2 separate regions of the Homo sapiens genome follow, and region 1 is linked to region 2. A link is a loop called in an ENCODE intact Hi-C map of the cell type or tissue named here. Cell type or tissue: endothelial cell of umbilical vein. All regions are shown on one strand.

Evidence for each region. Hi-C counts contacts between places; a loop is a spot of excess contacts. Peaks named below come from ENCODE experiments on the same cell type or tissue, not always from the same donor. Only the 100,000 strongest peaks of a DNase experiment are listed, where the experiment ranks them.
Region 1: a loop joins it to region 2, with 25 times the contacts of the local background. A loop is called at or near these places in 34 of 110 quality-filtered maps.

What each region holds. Positions count from the first base shown.
Region 1 is chrX:57,152,439-57,160,438 of GRCh38, reverse strand. It overlaps a transcript of FAAH2 not described here. Among named protein-coding and RNA genes, the nearest start is that of SPIN2A, 19 kb to the right of the region's middle. In endothelial cell of umbilical vein, a CTCF peak has its summit at 3,836 (motif pointing left); a DNase peak (open chromatin) is centred at 3,838.
Region 2 is chrX:57,450,841-57,458,840 of GRCh38, reverse strand. The region is part of intron 10 of FAAH2 (fatty acid amide hydrolase 2); the gene reads right to left. Among named protein-coding and RNA genes, the nearest start is that of ZXDB, 140 kb to the left of the region's middle. RefSeq lists an enhancer at 4,584-4,723 and a silencer at 7,031-7,325. In endothelial cell of umbilical vein, a CTCF peak has its summit at 4,658 (motif pointing right); a DNase peak (open chromatin) is centred at 7,170; H3K27ac peaks cover 2,812 bases.

The DNA.
Region 1 (8,000 bases), 300 kb after region 2:
AGAGGTTCAAGGAGGAGCTGATACCATTCCTTTTGAAACAATTCCAATCAATAGAAAAAGAGGCAATCCTCCCTAACTCATTTTATGAGGCCAGCATCATCCTGATACCAAAGCCTGGCAGAGATACAACAACAAAAAAGATAATTTTAGAACAATATCCCTAATGAACATTGATGCAAAAATCCTCAATAAAATACTGGCAAACCGAAGCCAACAGCACATCAAAAGGCTTATCCACCATGATCAAGTGGGCTTCATCCCTGGGATTCAAGGGTGGTTCAACATACAAAAATCAATAAACGTAATCCAGCATATAAACAGCACCAACGACAAAAACCACATGATTATCTCAATAGATGCAGAAAAGGCCTTTGACAAAATTCAGCAATGCTTCATGCTAAAAATTCTCAATAAATTTGGTATTGATGGGACGTATCTCAAAATAATAAGAGCTATCTATGACAAACCCACAGTCAATATCATACTGCATGGGCAAAAACTGGAAGCATTCCCTTTGAAAACTGGAACAAGACAGGGATGCCCTCTCTCACCACTCCTATTCAACTAGTGTTGGAAGTTCTGGCCAGAACAATGAGGCAGGAGAAGGAAATAAAGGGCATTCATTTAGGAAAAGAGGAAGTCAAATTGTCCCTGTTTGCAGATCACATCATTGTATATCTAGAAAATCCCATTGTCTCAGCCCAAAATCTCCTTAAACTGATAAGCAACTTCAGCAAAGTCTCAGGATACAAAATCAATGTACAAAAATCACAAGCATTTTTATACACCAACAACAGACAAACAGAGCCAAATCATGAGTGAACTCCCATTCACAATTGCTTCAAAGAGAATAAAATACCTAGGAATCCAACTTACAAGGGATGTGAAGGACCTCTTCAAGGAGAACTACAAACCACTGCTCAATGAAATAAAAGAGGATACAAACAAATGGAAGAACATTCCATGCTCATGGGTAGGAAGAATCAATATCATGAAAATGGCCATAATGCCCAAGGTAATTTATAGATTCAATGCCATCCCCATCAAGCTACCAATGACTTTCTTCATAGAATTGGAAAAAACTACTTTAAAGTTCATATGGAACCAAAAAACAGCCCGCATAGCCAAGTCAATCCTAAGCCAAAAGAACAAAGCTGGAGGCATCATGCTACCTGACTTCAAACTATACTACAAGGCTACAGTAACCAAAACAGCATGGTACTGGTACCAAAACAGAGATATAGACAAATGGAACAGAACAGAGCCCTCAGAAATAATGCCACACATCTACAACTATCTGATCTTTGACAAACCTGACAAAAACAAGAAATGGGGAATGGATTCTCTATTTAATAAATGGTACTGTGAAAACTGGCTAGCCATATGTAGAAAGCTGAAACTGGATCCCTTACACCTTATACGAAAATTAATTCAAGATGGATTAAAGACTTACATGTTAGACCTAAAACCATAAAAATCCTAGAAGAAAACCTAGGCAATACCATTCAGGACATGGCATGGGCAAAGACTTCATGTCTAAAACGCCAAAAGCAATGGCAACAAAAGCCAAAATTGACAAATGGGATCTAATTAAACTAAAGAGCTTCTGCACAGCAAAAGAAACCACCATCAGAGTGAATAGGCAACCTGCAGAATGGGAGAAAATTTTTGCAATCTACTCATCTGACAAAGGGCTAATATCCAGAATCTACAATGAACTCAAACAAATTTACAAGAAAAAAACAACCCCATCAAAAAGTGGGCAAAGGATATGAACAGACACTTCTCAAAAGAAGACATTTATGCAGCCAACAGACACATTAAAAAGTGCTCATCATGACTGGCCACCAGAGAAATGCAAATCAAAACCACAGTGAGATACCATCTCACACCAGTTAGAATGGTGATCATTAAAAAGTCAGGAAACAACAGGTGCTGGAGAGGATGTGGACAAATAGGAACACTTTTACACTGTTGGTGGGATTGTAAACTAGTCCAACCATTGTGGAAGTCAGTGTGGCGATTCCTCAGGGATCTCGAACTAGAAATACCATTTGACACAGCCACCCATTACTGGGTATATACCCAAAGGATTATAAATCATGCTTCTATAAAGACACATGCACACGTATGTTAATTGTGGCACTATTCACAATAGCGAAGACTTGGAACCAACCCAAATGTCCAACAATGATAGACTGGATTAAGAAAATGTGGCACATATACGCCATGGAATACTATGCAGCCATAAAAAATGATGAGTTCATGTCCTTTGTAGGGACATGGATGAAGCTGGAAACCATCATTCTCAGCAAACTATCGCAGGGACAGAAAACCAAAGACCGCATGTTCTCACTCATTGGTGCGAATTGAGCAATGAGAACACTTGGACACAGGAAGGGGAAGATCACACACCGGGGCCTGTTGTGGGGTGGGAGAGAGGGGAAGGATAGCATTAGGAGATATACCTAATGTTAAATGATGAGTTAATGGGTGCAGCACACCAACATGGCACTTGTATAAATATGTAACAAACCTGCACATTGTGCACATGTACCCTAAAACTTAAAGTATAATATAAAAAAGAAAGAAAGAAGTTCAAGAGAAAAAATAAAAAATAAAAAATAAAAATTAAACTGAGCAAATTGGCTTAGTAGAATCCTCCAGCAATTATCCTCCTACCCCCTGCGGAACACCAAAATAAACAAGTATTCATGCAAAAAATACCTTTGTAAGAACCAAAACGTCAGGTGATTGATCACAGTACTTGGTTTTAACATAAATATAAGAAAAAATGCATTCAAGAGGATAGAAAGGACAGTCTCACATTGTCTACATGACCCCTCTCCCAATCTAAAACAGGGCAGCCAGAAGAATCTGTGTGTTGGGAGAGAAAGAGTGCAGTCAGTGTGGAGATTGCATGGGAACCCAGTGCCACCTTGTCACAGTGGAATGCAACACCAGGCAGACTTCTACTGGTGCCCATGGAGGGAGCATTTAGACCAGCCCTGGACCAGAAGGGAATCTGATACTCCAGTAGGAGAAACCCAGGTCCTGGCCCAATTTGCCATTGCCTGACTAAAGTAGCTCAGGGCCTCGAAAATTTGAGTGGTAACCAGGCCATCATGACTACAGTCATTGGGTGCATTCTGCTGGTCTCAGATGCTGTGGAATGGAATTGAGATTCAGCAGGACACCAGCTGCAGTTGGTGTGGAGGACCTGTGTGATCCCTCTCCCAATTCCACATAGTGCAGCTCAGAGAAAGACTCTTTCCACTTGGGCAAAGGAGAAATAAAAGTACAAGGGACTTGGTCTTGCAACTGGGTATCAGCTCAGCCACAGTAAAATAAAGCACCAGATCAAATACTGAAGCTTCCAATTCCAGAATTTTGTTCCTGTACATCATTATTAAACCCACCCTGACGAAGAAGGCAATCTGCTGCCCTGGTGGGATAGAACAAGTTCTGGCTGGATTCGCCATCTACAGACTAAAATGTATTTGGACACTGAATAAACATTAGCAGTAGCCAAACAGTGGCAGCTGTGGGCCTTTGGTGAGGTCCAGTACTAGTGTCGGTCTGGAAAGCCCTGGGCTTCAAGTGCAACCCAGCACGGTGACAGGTGCAGTGGTCATAGGAGTGCCTGTGTCACCTCTCCCCCAACTCCAGGCAGCCCAGCACAGAGAGATTCCATCTGATTAGCAGAAAGAGAGGTAACAGAGCAAGAGACTTTGCTTGGAAAACCAGGGAATTCTCTCTTATCTTTTCCAAGTCCACAAAGGCTGTGTATCTAGGAGAATGCAAGAGTTGCAGCATACCAGGGCTCAGGCTGCCACCTAGTGCTGAAATCGCTACAGTCACCACAGGCTTAGGTCACTTAATACTGTATCCTCTGAATTCTTGGAAAACCATTTCCAGAAGATTCAGTATGAACAAGGCCAGACTGCAAAGACTGAAATAAATACATAACTCTTCAATGCCCAGATACTGAAGAATATCCACAAGCATTAAGAACATCCAGGAGACATGATATCACTAAATGAACTAAATAAGACACTAGAAACCAATCCTGAAGTGCCAGAGATATAGAACCTCTCAGAGGCAGAATTCAAAATAGCTATTTTGTGGAAGCTCAATGAACTGCAAGATAACACATAGAAGGTATTCAGAATTCCATCAGAGATTTTACCATAGAAGCTGAAATCATTTTAAAACATCAAACAGATATCTTAGAGCTGAAAAATTCAATTGACAGAATGAAAAATGCATGTGTGTCAATAACAGAGTTGATCAAACAGAAGAAAGAATTAGTAAGCTCAAAGACGTGATATGTCAAAACACACTACCAGAGGATGAAAAAGAATGAAATATGAGAAGGAAGTGAATTGCTCCTGCAAGACCCAGGAGACAGCTCAAATACTGTGAGTGCCCAAACTGTGAAAGTGAGAAAGGGGGATCATGTACCCCTGAACACATACCCTTACAGAGTAACCTGAAGGTCTAGATCACGGGAGAAGGATTTCACCTTGCCTTGAGCTGAGTAAATTTATAGAGCCGAGTGAAATACAGGGGTAGAGGAGAAGCAGGAAAAGCCCTGTGGGCTCTCTGGGTCCCCAGGGAAGCTATGTCTGACTTGTCTCACAGTGTTCCTTGAGGAGGGCTGCCAGAGGAACTGGGAAAAGATCACAGTAGCCAGAGGAACTGGGAAAAGATCACAGTAGAAGGAAACCTCCAGCTGAACTTTGTAACAGTTCCAACTGAACCCAAAGTCTCCTGGCCAGAACTTGGGGGATGACGTGAAACTCGTGTGCAGACTCAAAGGCAGGGAGCCCTGCTTTTTTCTCAGCCTGAAGGCTAGTAGTAGCCTGGAGCAAGTTCTCAGCCCAGCACGCCCCACTGCCTGGAAACAAACTCAGTGCTATTGGGGCATGGTGGGAGTGAGACTAGCCTTTTTGGTTGCGTGGGAGCTGGGTGAGGCCTCTAACTGCCAGCTTCCCCAACTTCCTTGATAACCTGCATGACAAAGCAGAGGCAGCCATAATCCTCCTGGGAAAATAACTCATTGACTGGGAATCACACCCCCATCTGCCATAGCAGCCACAGCAAGCTCCACCCAAGGAGAGTCTCACCTCAGACACACCTAACCCTGCCCCACTAGATGGTCCTTCCCTACCCACCTTGGTAGCTGAAGACAAAGGGCATATTCTCTTGGGAGCACTAGGGCCCCACCTACCACCTGATCCTCCATATCTCTTTAAAGTGTCACCTCGTGGCAGGAGGCCAACCAGCACAAAACCAGTGCATCAAACAACCACAATTAAAGACCCTCACAGAGTCCATTTAACTCTCCTGCCATCCCCACAGCAGCAGGTGCTGGTATCCCTGGATGAGAGACCTGAAGATAGTAAAGATAGTATACATCACAGGACTCTGGGAAGACAACCCCCAGTACCAACCTGGAGCCTGGTAGCTCTGCTGGGTGGCTAGACCCAGAAGAGAAATAACGATCACTACAGTTCAGCTCTCAGGAAGCCACATCCCCAGGAAAAAGAGGAGAGTACTACATAAAAGGAATACCACATGAGACAAAAAAAATCTGAACAGCAGCCTTGAGTCCCAGATCTTCCCTCAGACATAGACTTAACCAAATGAGAAGAAATTAAAAAAAAAATCTGGAAATATAACAAAACAAGGTTGTTTAACACCCCCAAAAACATTACACTAGCTCACCAGCAATGGATACAAACCAAGAAATCCCTGAATTGCCTGAAAACAATTTAAGAAAGTTGATTATTAAGCTAATCAATGAGGCACCAGAGAAAGGTGACATCCAATTTAAAAAAATAAAAATAAAAAGATACAACAAGGCCAGGTGTGGTAGCTTATAACTGTAATCCCAACACTTTGGGAGGCCAAGGTGGGCAGATCACCTGAGGTCAGGAGTTCGAGACCAGCCTGGCCAACATGGTGAAACCCTGTCTCTACTAAAAATGCAATAAAAAAAAAAAATCGCCAGGCATGGTCGTGGGTGCCTGTAGTCCCAGCTACTCAGGAGGCTGAGGCAAGAGAATTGCTTGAACTGGGGAGCAAAGGTTGCAATGAGCCGAGATCATGTCACTGCACTCTGGCCTGGGTGACAAAGTGAGACTGTGTCAAAAAAAAAAAAAAAAAGATACAACATATGAGGGGAGAAATCTTCAGTGAAATAGATAGCATAAATAAAAATAATGACAACTTCAGGAAATAAAGGACACACTTAGGGAAATGCAAAATGTACTAGAAGGTGTCAGCAATAAAATAGAACAAGCAGAGGAAGGAACTTCGGAGCTCAAAGACAAGGTTTTGCTTTAATTCAATCCAACAAGGACAAAGAAGAAAAATTTTTAAATGAACAAAGCTTCCAAGAAGTTTGGGATTATCTTAAACAACTCAACCTAAGAATAATTGGAGTTCCTCAGGAAGAAGAGAAACCTAAAAGTTTGGAAAACATATTTGGGGGAATATTCAAGTAAAACATCCCTGGCATTGCTACAGACCTAGACATCCAAATACAAGAAGCTCAAAGAACACCTGGGAAATTCATCTCAAAAAGATCATTGCCTAGGCAAATTGTCCTCAGGTTATCTGAGGTCAAGACAAAGGTAAGAATCTTAAGAGTTGTGAGGCAAAAGTACAAGGTAACCTATAAAGGAAAACAGATTAACAGAAAATTTCTCAGCAGAAACTCTACGAGCTAGAAGGAATTGGGGCCCTATCTTCAGCCTCATTAAACAAAACAATTACAAGCCAAGAATTTTGTATCCAGCAAAACTAAGATTCATAATTGAAGAAAAGACACAGTGTTTTTTAGACAAACAAAAGCTGAGAGAATTTGCCAATACCAAGACAGCACTACAAGAACTACTAAGGGGAGACTGAAATCTTGAAACAATCCTGGAAACACATCAAAACAAAACCACTTTAAAGCATAAATCTCACAGAACCCATAAAATTAAAATACAATATAAAAAAGGTATACAGGCAACAAATAATACAATGAATGGAATAGTATCTCACATCTCAATACTAACATTGAATATAAATGGCCTAAATGTTCCACTTCAAAGATACAGAATTGCAGAATGAATAAGAATTCACCAAGCAAGTATCTGCTGCCTTCAAGAGACTCACCTAACACATAAGGACTCACATAAACTTAAGGTAAAGGCATGGAAAAAGATATTCTATGCAAATAGACACCAAAAGCAAGCAGGTGTAGCTATTCTTGTAACTGAGAAAACAAACTTTAAATCAAGAGCAGTTTAAAAAGACAAACAGGGACATTACATAATAATAAAAGGCCTTGACCAACAGGGAAATATAACAATCCTAAATACATATGCACCTAACACTGGATCTTCCACATTTATAAAACAATTACTACCAGACCTTAAAAATGAGATAGATAGCAAGACGATAATAGTGGGGGATTTCAAAAGTCCACTGACAGCACTAGACAGGTCATCAAGACAGAGGTCAGCGGGGGGGGAGCCAAGGTGGCCAAATAGGAACAGCTCCAGTCTACATCTCCCAGTGTGAGCAATGCAGAAGACAGGTGATTTCTGCATTTCCATCTGAGGTACCGGGTTCATCTCACTAGGGAGTGCCAGACAGTGGGTGCAGGACAGTGGGTGCAGCACACCGGGCACGAGCTAAAGCAGGGCGAGGCATTGCCTCACTCGGGAAGCACAATGGGTCAGGGAGATCCCTTTCCTACTCAAAGAAAGGGGTGACAGATGGCACCTGGAAAATCAGGTCACTCCCACCCTAATACTGCACTTTTCCAACTGGCTTAAAAAATGGGACACCAAGAGATTATATCCTGCACCTGGCTTGGAGGGTACTATGCCCACGGAGTCTCGCTGATTGCTAGCACAGCAGTCTGAGATCAAACTGCAAGGCAGCAGCGAGGCTGGGGGAGGGGCGCCTGCCATTGCCCAGGCTTGATTAGGTAAACAAAG
Region 2 (8,000 bases):
GAGGGAATCTCCTGTTCTTTGGATTGCAAACCTGTGGGGAAAGCATAGTAAATGGGCTGGATAGCCCAGTCTCTCAGGGCTTCCCTTGGCTAGGGAACGGAGGCCCCCACTCCTTGCACTTCCCGGGTAAGGCAATGCCCAACACTGCTTCTGCTCGCCCTCCATGGTCTGCACCCACTGCCTAACCAGTCCCAGCGAGATGATTAGGTTACCTCAATTGCAAATGCAGAAGTCACTCCCCTTCTGCGTTGATCTCACTGGGAACTGCAGACTGAAGCTGCTATTCCTATTCAGCCATCTCGACATCCATCTTCCTAGGTTTTCTTCTAGGATTTTTTTGTTTTTTTTTGGATGGAGTCTTGCTCTGTCACCCAGGTTGGAGTGCAGTGGTGCCATCTCGATTCACTGCAACCTCTGCCTCCTGGGTTCAAGCGATTCTCCTGCCTCAGCCTCCTGAGTAGCTGGGATTACAGGGCACCTGCCCAGCTATCTGTCAATATTTTTATAGTTTGAGGTCTTACATTTAAATATTTAATCTACTTTAACTTAGTTTTCATATATGGTGACAGGTAGAGATCCAGTTTCATTCTTCTGCATACGGCAGGCAAACTATTATAGTACCATTTATTGAATAGAGAGTCCTTTCCTCCATTGCTTACTTTTGCTCATTTTGTTGAAGATCAGATGGTTGTAGGTGGCAGGTTTATTTCTGGGTTCTCAATTCTGTTTCCTTGGTCTATGTGTCTTTTTTTGCAGCAGTACCATGCTGTTTTGATTATTGTAGCCTTATAGTACATTTGGAAGTTGGGCAATGTGATGCTTCTGTATTGGCTCTTTTTGATTAATATTGCTTTAGCTGTTGAGGTTCTTTTTTTGTTCCAAATGAATTTAAAAATAATTTTGTCAAATTTTGTAAAAATGGCATTAATATTTTGATAGGAGTAGTGTTGAATCTGTAAATTGCTTTGGGCAGTATGGCCATTTTAACTATGTGGATTCTTCCAATATATGAGCATGAAATATTTTCCCATTTATTTGTGTTACCTCTGATTTCTTTTAGCTGTGTTTTGCAGTTCTGCTTGTAAAGATCTTTACCTCATTGGTTAGATGGGTTCCTAGGTATTCCTTTTTTTTTTTTTTGTGGCTATTGTAAATGGAATTCTGTTCTTCATTTGATTCTCACCTAGAACAATATTGGTGTATAAAAATGTTAGGATTTTTGTACATTGGTTTAGTATATTAAAATTTTAGTGAATTCATTTATCAGTTCCAGGAGACTTAGCAGAGTCTTTAGGGTTTTCTAGGTATTGAATCATATCAGTAAAGAGAGAGAGTTTGATTTTCTCTCTTTTTATTTGGGTGCCTTTTATTTATTCCCTTTCTTCATTGCGCTGGCTAGCACATCCAGTACTATATTGAATAGGAGTGGTGAAAGTGGGCATACTTGTCTTGTTCCAGTTCCCAAGGGGAACCGTTCCAGTTTTTGCTCATTCAGTATTACGTTGGCTGTGGGTTTGTCGTAGATGGCTTTTACTATTTTTAGGTATGCTACTTTAATGCTTAATCTGTTGAGGGCTTTTGTCATTAAGGGATGTTGGATTATATTATAGGCTTTTTGTGTATCTATTGAGATGATCATGTAGTTTTTGCTTTTGATTCTGTTTATTTGGTGAATCACATTTATTGATTTCTGTATGGTGAATCAACCTTGCATCCCAGAAATAAAACTTGCATGACTGTGTTGGATTAACTTTTTGATATGCTGGTGGATTTAGTTTGCTATTATCTTGTTGAGAATTTTTGCATCCATGTTCATCAGGGATATTGACTTGAATTTTTTTTTATTTTACTTTACATTTTGTCTCTGCCAGATTTTTGTATCAGAATGCTGCTGGATTCATAGAATGCATTAGGGAGAAGACTCTTCTTCGATTTTCTTGGGAAAGTGTGAGTAGGATTGGTATCAGTTTTTCCTTATATGTCTGGTAGAATTTGGCCGTGAATCCATGGTCCTGGGCTCTTTTTTGTTGGTAAGTTTTTTTATTAGTGATTCAATTTCTGAACTTGTTATTTATCTGTTCATGTCTTCACTTTTATCCCTGATTCTATCTTGGAAGGTTGTGTGTTTCTAGGAATTTATCCATTGTATCTATATTTTCTAACTTGTGTTCACAAAGGTGTTCTGTATAGTCTCTAAGGAACTATTCTATTTCTGTGGAATCAGTTGTAATATCATCTTTGTCATTTCTCATTGTGCTCATTTGGATCTTTATTTTTTATTATTCCTTGTTAGTTTAGCTAATGGTATATCAATCTTGTTTATTCTTTTGAAGGAGCAACACTTGTTTTCATTGATGTTTTGTATGGTCTTTTAGGTCTGAATTCAGCTCAGTTCTCTGATTTAGTTGTTTATTTTCTTCTACTTTATTCGGAGTTGGATGTTCTTTTTTCTTGTTTATCTGACTGTCTTTAGGTTGTTAATTTGACATCTTTCTAACCTCTTGATGAAGGTGTTTAGCACTACAAATTTGTCTCTTACCACTGCTTTAACTGCATCTCAAAGATTTGGTAAGCTGTGTCTCCTATTTCATTAATTTCAAAGTAATTTTTAATTACTGTCTTAATTTTGTTTTTTGCCCAAGAGTTATTCAGGAGAAAGTTGTTTAATTTCCATTTTCTGGTAGTTTTGAGAGATCTTGGTATTGATTTCTGCTTTTATTGCACTATGGTCTGAGAGTTTGCTTGGTATGGTTTTGATTTCTTTGAATTTATTGTGATTTGCTTTATGTCCAAGGATGTGGTGGACCTTAGAATATGTTCTGTGTATGGATGAGAAAAATATATATTCTGTGGTTGTTGTGTGGAGTACTCTGTAGAGGTTGATTGGGTCCAATTGATCAAATGTCAAGTTTCAATCCAGAATTTCTTTGTTAGTTTTCTGCCTCAGTGATCTGTCTAACTCAGTGAGTGGGATGTTAAAATCCCCCGTTATTATTTGTGGCTGTCTAAATCTTTCCATTGGTTAGGAAGAACTTCCTTTATGAATCCAGGTACTTCTACATTGGGTGTGTATATGTTTAGGATAGTTAAGACTTCCTGTTGAATTGAACTCTTTATTATTAAGTATTACCCTTCTTTGTCTTTTATGACCGTTGCTGGTTTAAAATTTGTTAATCTAATGTAAGAATAATGACTCCTGATCTTTTGTTGTTGTTGTTTTCTATTTGCTTGATAGATCTTTCTCCATCCTTTTACTTTGAACTTGTGGGTGTCATTGCAGTTGAAATGGGTCTCTTGAAGACAGTAGATTGTTGGGTTTTATCTTTTTATCTAGCTTGCCACTCTATGCATTTTAAGTGGTACTTTTAGACCCTTTACATTCAGGGTTAGTATTAATTTATGAGATTTTGATCCTGTCATCATGTTGTTGACTGTTTTTTAGACTTGACTGCATAGCTGCTTTATATTGTTTATGGGCCATGTGCTTGAGTGGATTTTTGAGGTAGCAAGTTTTGGTCCTTTATTTTCATATTTAGCACTCTCTTAAAGAACTCGGGTAAGGGTGGTCTGGTAATAATAAATTCCTTTAGTACTTGCTTGTCTGGGAAGAATTTTATTTCTCGTTTGCTTATGAAGTTTAGTTTCATGGAATATGATATTCTTGGTTGAAAATTCTTCACTGTAACAATATTGAAAATAGGCCCCCAATCTCTTCTCACTTGTAGGTTTCTTACAGAGAGTTCTTACAGAGAGTCTGGTGGGGTTTACTTTGTAGGTAACCTGATTTTTCTCTTTAGCTACTTTTAAGAGTTTTTCTTTTGAGTTGATCTTGGTGAATCTGATGACTATGTACCTTCCGGTTTGTCATCTTGTGTAGTATCTACAGGGGGTTTGTGTATTTATTGAATTTGTATGTCCTCCTCCCTGGGACGTTTGGGGAAATTTTCATGGACTATATCCTCAAATATGTTTTACAAGTTACTCTCTCTCCTTTTCTTTTGAAAACACCATGAGTCATACATTTGGTATCTTTACATAATCCCATATTTCTCAAAGGATTTTTTCATTTTCAAAAATTCTTTTTTCTTTATTTTTGTCTGACTGAGTTGATTGTATAAGCTGGTCTTCCAGCTCAGAGATTCTTTCTTCATCTTAATTTTTCTGCTGCTGATGCTTCAGATTCTATTGTGGAGATCTGGAAGTAAATTTTTCAGTTCCAAAAATTTAATTTGGTTCTTTCTTAAAATGGATATTTTATCTTTCAGCTACTGAATTGTTTTATTGGATTCCTTGGATTATGTTTCAACTTTCTCCTCATTCTCACTGAGCTTCCTTGTCATCCAGCTTCTGAATTCTATGTCCACAGTCAGCTCACTCTGGTTAAGAACCATTTCTGGGAGGCTAATGTGTACGTTTATAGGTAAGGGCAAACACTGGCTTTTTGAGTTGCCAGTTCTTGGATTCATTCTTTCTCATGTGTAAGGGTTGATGTTTCTTCACCCGTGAGATAAGTTGAGGATAGTCAGCTGGCTTTGTTTCTGGGTATATTTCAAAGGGTCATGACTTTGTACAGAATGTTTATTTCTGGCTGGATCTTTTCCTTAGTTTTCACAGGTGATACATACTTGCAAAATATTTTAGGTTTGCATTTTGACCTGAGATCCAGCAGGTGGCGCTTAAGAGTGCTAGCAGGCAGATAGGCTCTTCCTACTCTCTTTCAGGGCTCTTCGGTGTTCTGGCCAAGATGACAGTAGTCCTCTGTGGTGTGGGGGAGAGAGGTGACTCGCTCACCTAGATGGCTCCTGGGCTTTGGAGGAGCCCCCTTCGATCACTGGTTCCATGCCCTCACTTCTTTTGTTAGGTGTTCTGGTCCATGGGCTCCCTCAGGCAGGGACCACATTTAGTAGACAGGTCATATCCTTGCCAGGCTGGCCCTGTGGAACAAGGCACACCCCAATCCTCTGCCAGCCCATGAACCTGGGTATCTCCACTTCTCTCAGTGATCTGAGAACGAGGGCTCACCCTTGCTTGGCCACCACCAAGTCCTGATCATCTAAGAGCTGTGGGATGGGGTGGGGTCACTTAATCCCCTGTCTAGGTGCTTTCCGGGGGTTCAAGAAGTTGTGGCCACACACAGAGTTCAGGCAGATGTGGGAATGCTGGGCTGGAAGCTCTATCAGACATGGATTTCCTGGCTATGAGTGGCGGGTTTGGGTGCAGTTGCCTGACCTGCTGTTGGGTTATATTCTAGAGGCTGTTCCTGCCATCAGAGTTCAGACAGAAGTGGGACTGCTGGGCTGGAAGTTCTAGCTGCCTGGCTATGAGTGGTGGTGGGGGTTGTGGAATCACCTATCCTGCAGTTTTTCTGTTTCCCTGGATAACAGGAGGCTGTGTCCACTGGCAGAGTTCAGAAAGAAGAGGAACTGCTGGGCTGGAAGCTCTAGCAGGCATGGCCTGCTGGCTACAAGTGGCAGAGGTGGGCATTGTTGTTTGTGGGTCTCATTTTCCTTTTTTACTTGTATGCCTCATAAATTTTTGTTGAAAACTAGATGCTTTAGTTAATATATTTTATCAACTCTTGATTCTGATTTTTCTCTACCTCTGGGGTACGTTGCTGTGAATTTTGTTAGTATCACTGAAATTTTAGCTTTCAGGGAATTTTTTGTATCTAAGATCTTCCATATTCTGCTTCATGTAAAATCAGCCTCTCTTGGGCAGGGTTGAAGAGCTGCAAGTTCTTATGACCAGCCATGACCTTGTTTAGAACTTCCACAATAAGGTGCCACAGGTAATGGAAGCTGTTGGATGTAGCAGTATTCTCTACTTGCCCACAACAGATGCTGTGTAACATGGGTCTGGAAAGAATGGGAGTTGTCAGTCTTTAAGGTCTGCCTTGCCCTACCCAGTGTGAAAGTTTTGTACCTCAAAGCTGTATCTGAGAAGCGGAGGGGAAAACAGATCCCAGCTTAAATATCATAGACTCCAACTTTTCTTATTAGGAATCACTAATTTTTCTTGAATAAATGCTCCTGAATTTGCTTTATGCCATTTGATCATTTTTCACACTTGAAATGGTTGTTTCCAGTAATTTTTCCAGTTTTATTGCTGGTTTGCTTGAGAGAGAATTTGCTGAGCTTCTTACTCTGTTATTCTGGGATGTTCATTCTTATTTATATTTTTAATTATGTATTTGTTAGTTTAACAAAAAATAATTATGCATTTTGTGCAACAATGCAATGTCCTAGTCAATGCGGATTACATAGGTGAACAAGATAGAAACAGACCACAGCCTTTGAAGAGCTAACAATATAGCAGATTATTTTGTTAAGTAGAATCTTTGCTTAGACTACATGAACATTTCATTTTGTGTGTCTAGCTTATCAATTGGGGAGGTGACCAAGCCCACTCTGTTTAAATATCACAAAGTCAAGTTTGTTCTCAGAGAAAAAGAATGCTGTGATCAATTGTTAATGACTGGCATGGGTACAAGAGGGACTCTTGAGAGTGGCATGTTATGATTTTGCCAAACCTGACATATAAATCTTGAGTTTCACTCTAATGCTGGATGCTGAAGAGGTCACAAAAGATCTGCTTAGCATTCCTGGCACCAATATCAATGGGTTTCTCAGATGAGATCTTTAAAATGCTGTATGGCCAATGCTGTTCATCTCAGGATATAAATGGTCCAAGAGATCTTTGAGTACAGACACCTAAAGTGGGGAGAGGGGAGAAAGCCAGTGAAAGGCCACTTTTGTAAGCTGTTTCCTTCCATCTGTCCTGGTAATCACCTCTCCCAATTATTATGACATATAGGTGTTATGTTGATAATCGTGGTAGGACTAAAGTGGAAGAAAACTGTAAATAACTTCTTTGAGATACAATGATATGAAACATTGTTGATTGCATGTTATCAGGAAATAGCATAGGCTAATCAAATATTCAAAGAATCTGCAGGCTAGATTATTCTCTTTCATTACTGTGTTATTCCAGTGACATTATGCAAAGAAAGCAGGATGGGGCAGGGTGCCAAGACAAATAAATTTTTTTTGCAGTTTTTAGCATGGCTGTGAATGTTCTCCATGACATGCTTACCTTTTCAAACTCATGCTCCTCCTCTCACTCCTCTATTAAAAACTTACTCTCTCCAGTTAGTGTAGTGTTTATACCCTCTGTCCACAGTGTTCCTGTGTGTTTTTCTGTTCTATTGCTCATGGGGTTCGTACTGCGTGGACCATTGTAATACTTACTCAACATCCTTCCTCTGATTAATTTCTAGTTCTCCTTCAGGACCCAGATCAGGGGTCACCTATTCCAGAAAGCCTTCCTTTGTTTTCTTCTACTGAAATTCTCTGTTAACATTTGTTTGTCTCTTGTACTAAGCTAGGAGCTCCCTGAGAGCATGGAATGTATCTGATTCATCTAACACCAGTGCATACAGTATAGTTCACAATACATGCTTAATAAATTTATTCTCATTGTAGAGTGTCAATGGAGCAAAGTAGGAGAAGGTACTTTGCTTCACTGAGCACTAAGTGAGGCAGAAGAACAAGGGAAGAGAGTTAATTAGAAGCAATAGGATTTGGAGTCAGACAGACCTGGGTTTGAATCCTTATCACTTCACTTCATAGCTGAGAGACCCTGTTCAGCCTCCTGTTTCCTCTTCTGTGTAATAAATAAGATCACTTCCTCTGAAATCATAGGGCCTGGGTTAAAGTCCCAGTTCGTATATTATCTTAGCTATGTGACTTTGGAAATGTTTCCTAAAGATTTTTGTGTCTAAATTCCTTCATCTGTAAAATGAGGACACTAATAATTTCTCCTTTTTATAGGGCTGCTGTAAGATAAAATGAGATGAAACATGTAAAACTCAGAACAATTCTAGGAATAGATAAAACAAGGAAAACACATATAACTAATACTACGAAGTAAAGCAGAGATATTGATATTACCTACATTAATATCAATATAAACATATACATGTCTCCAATAAATGGTATCAT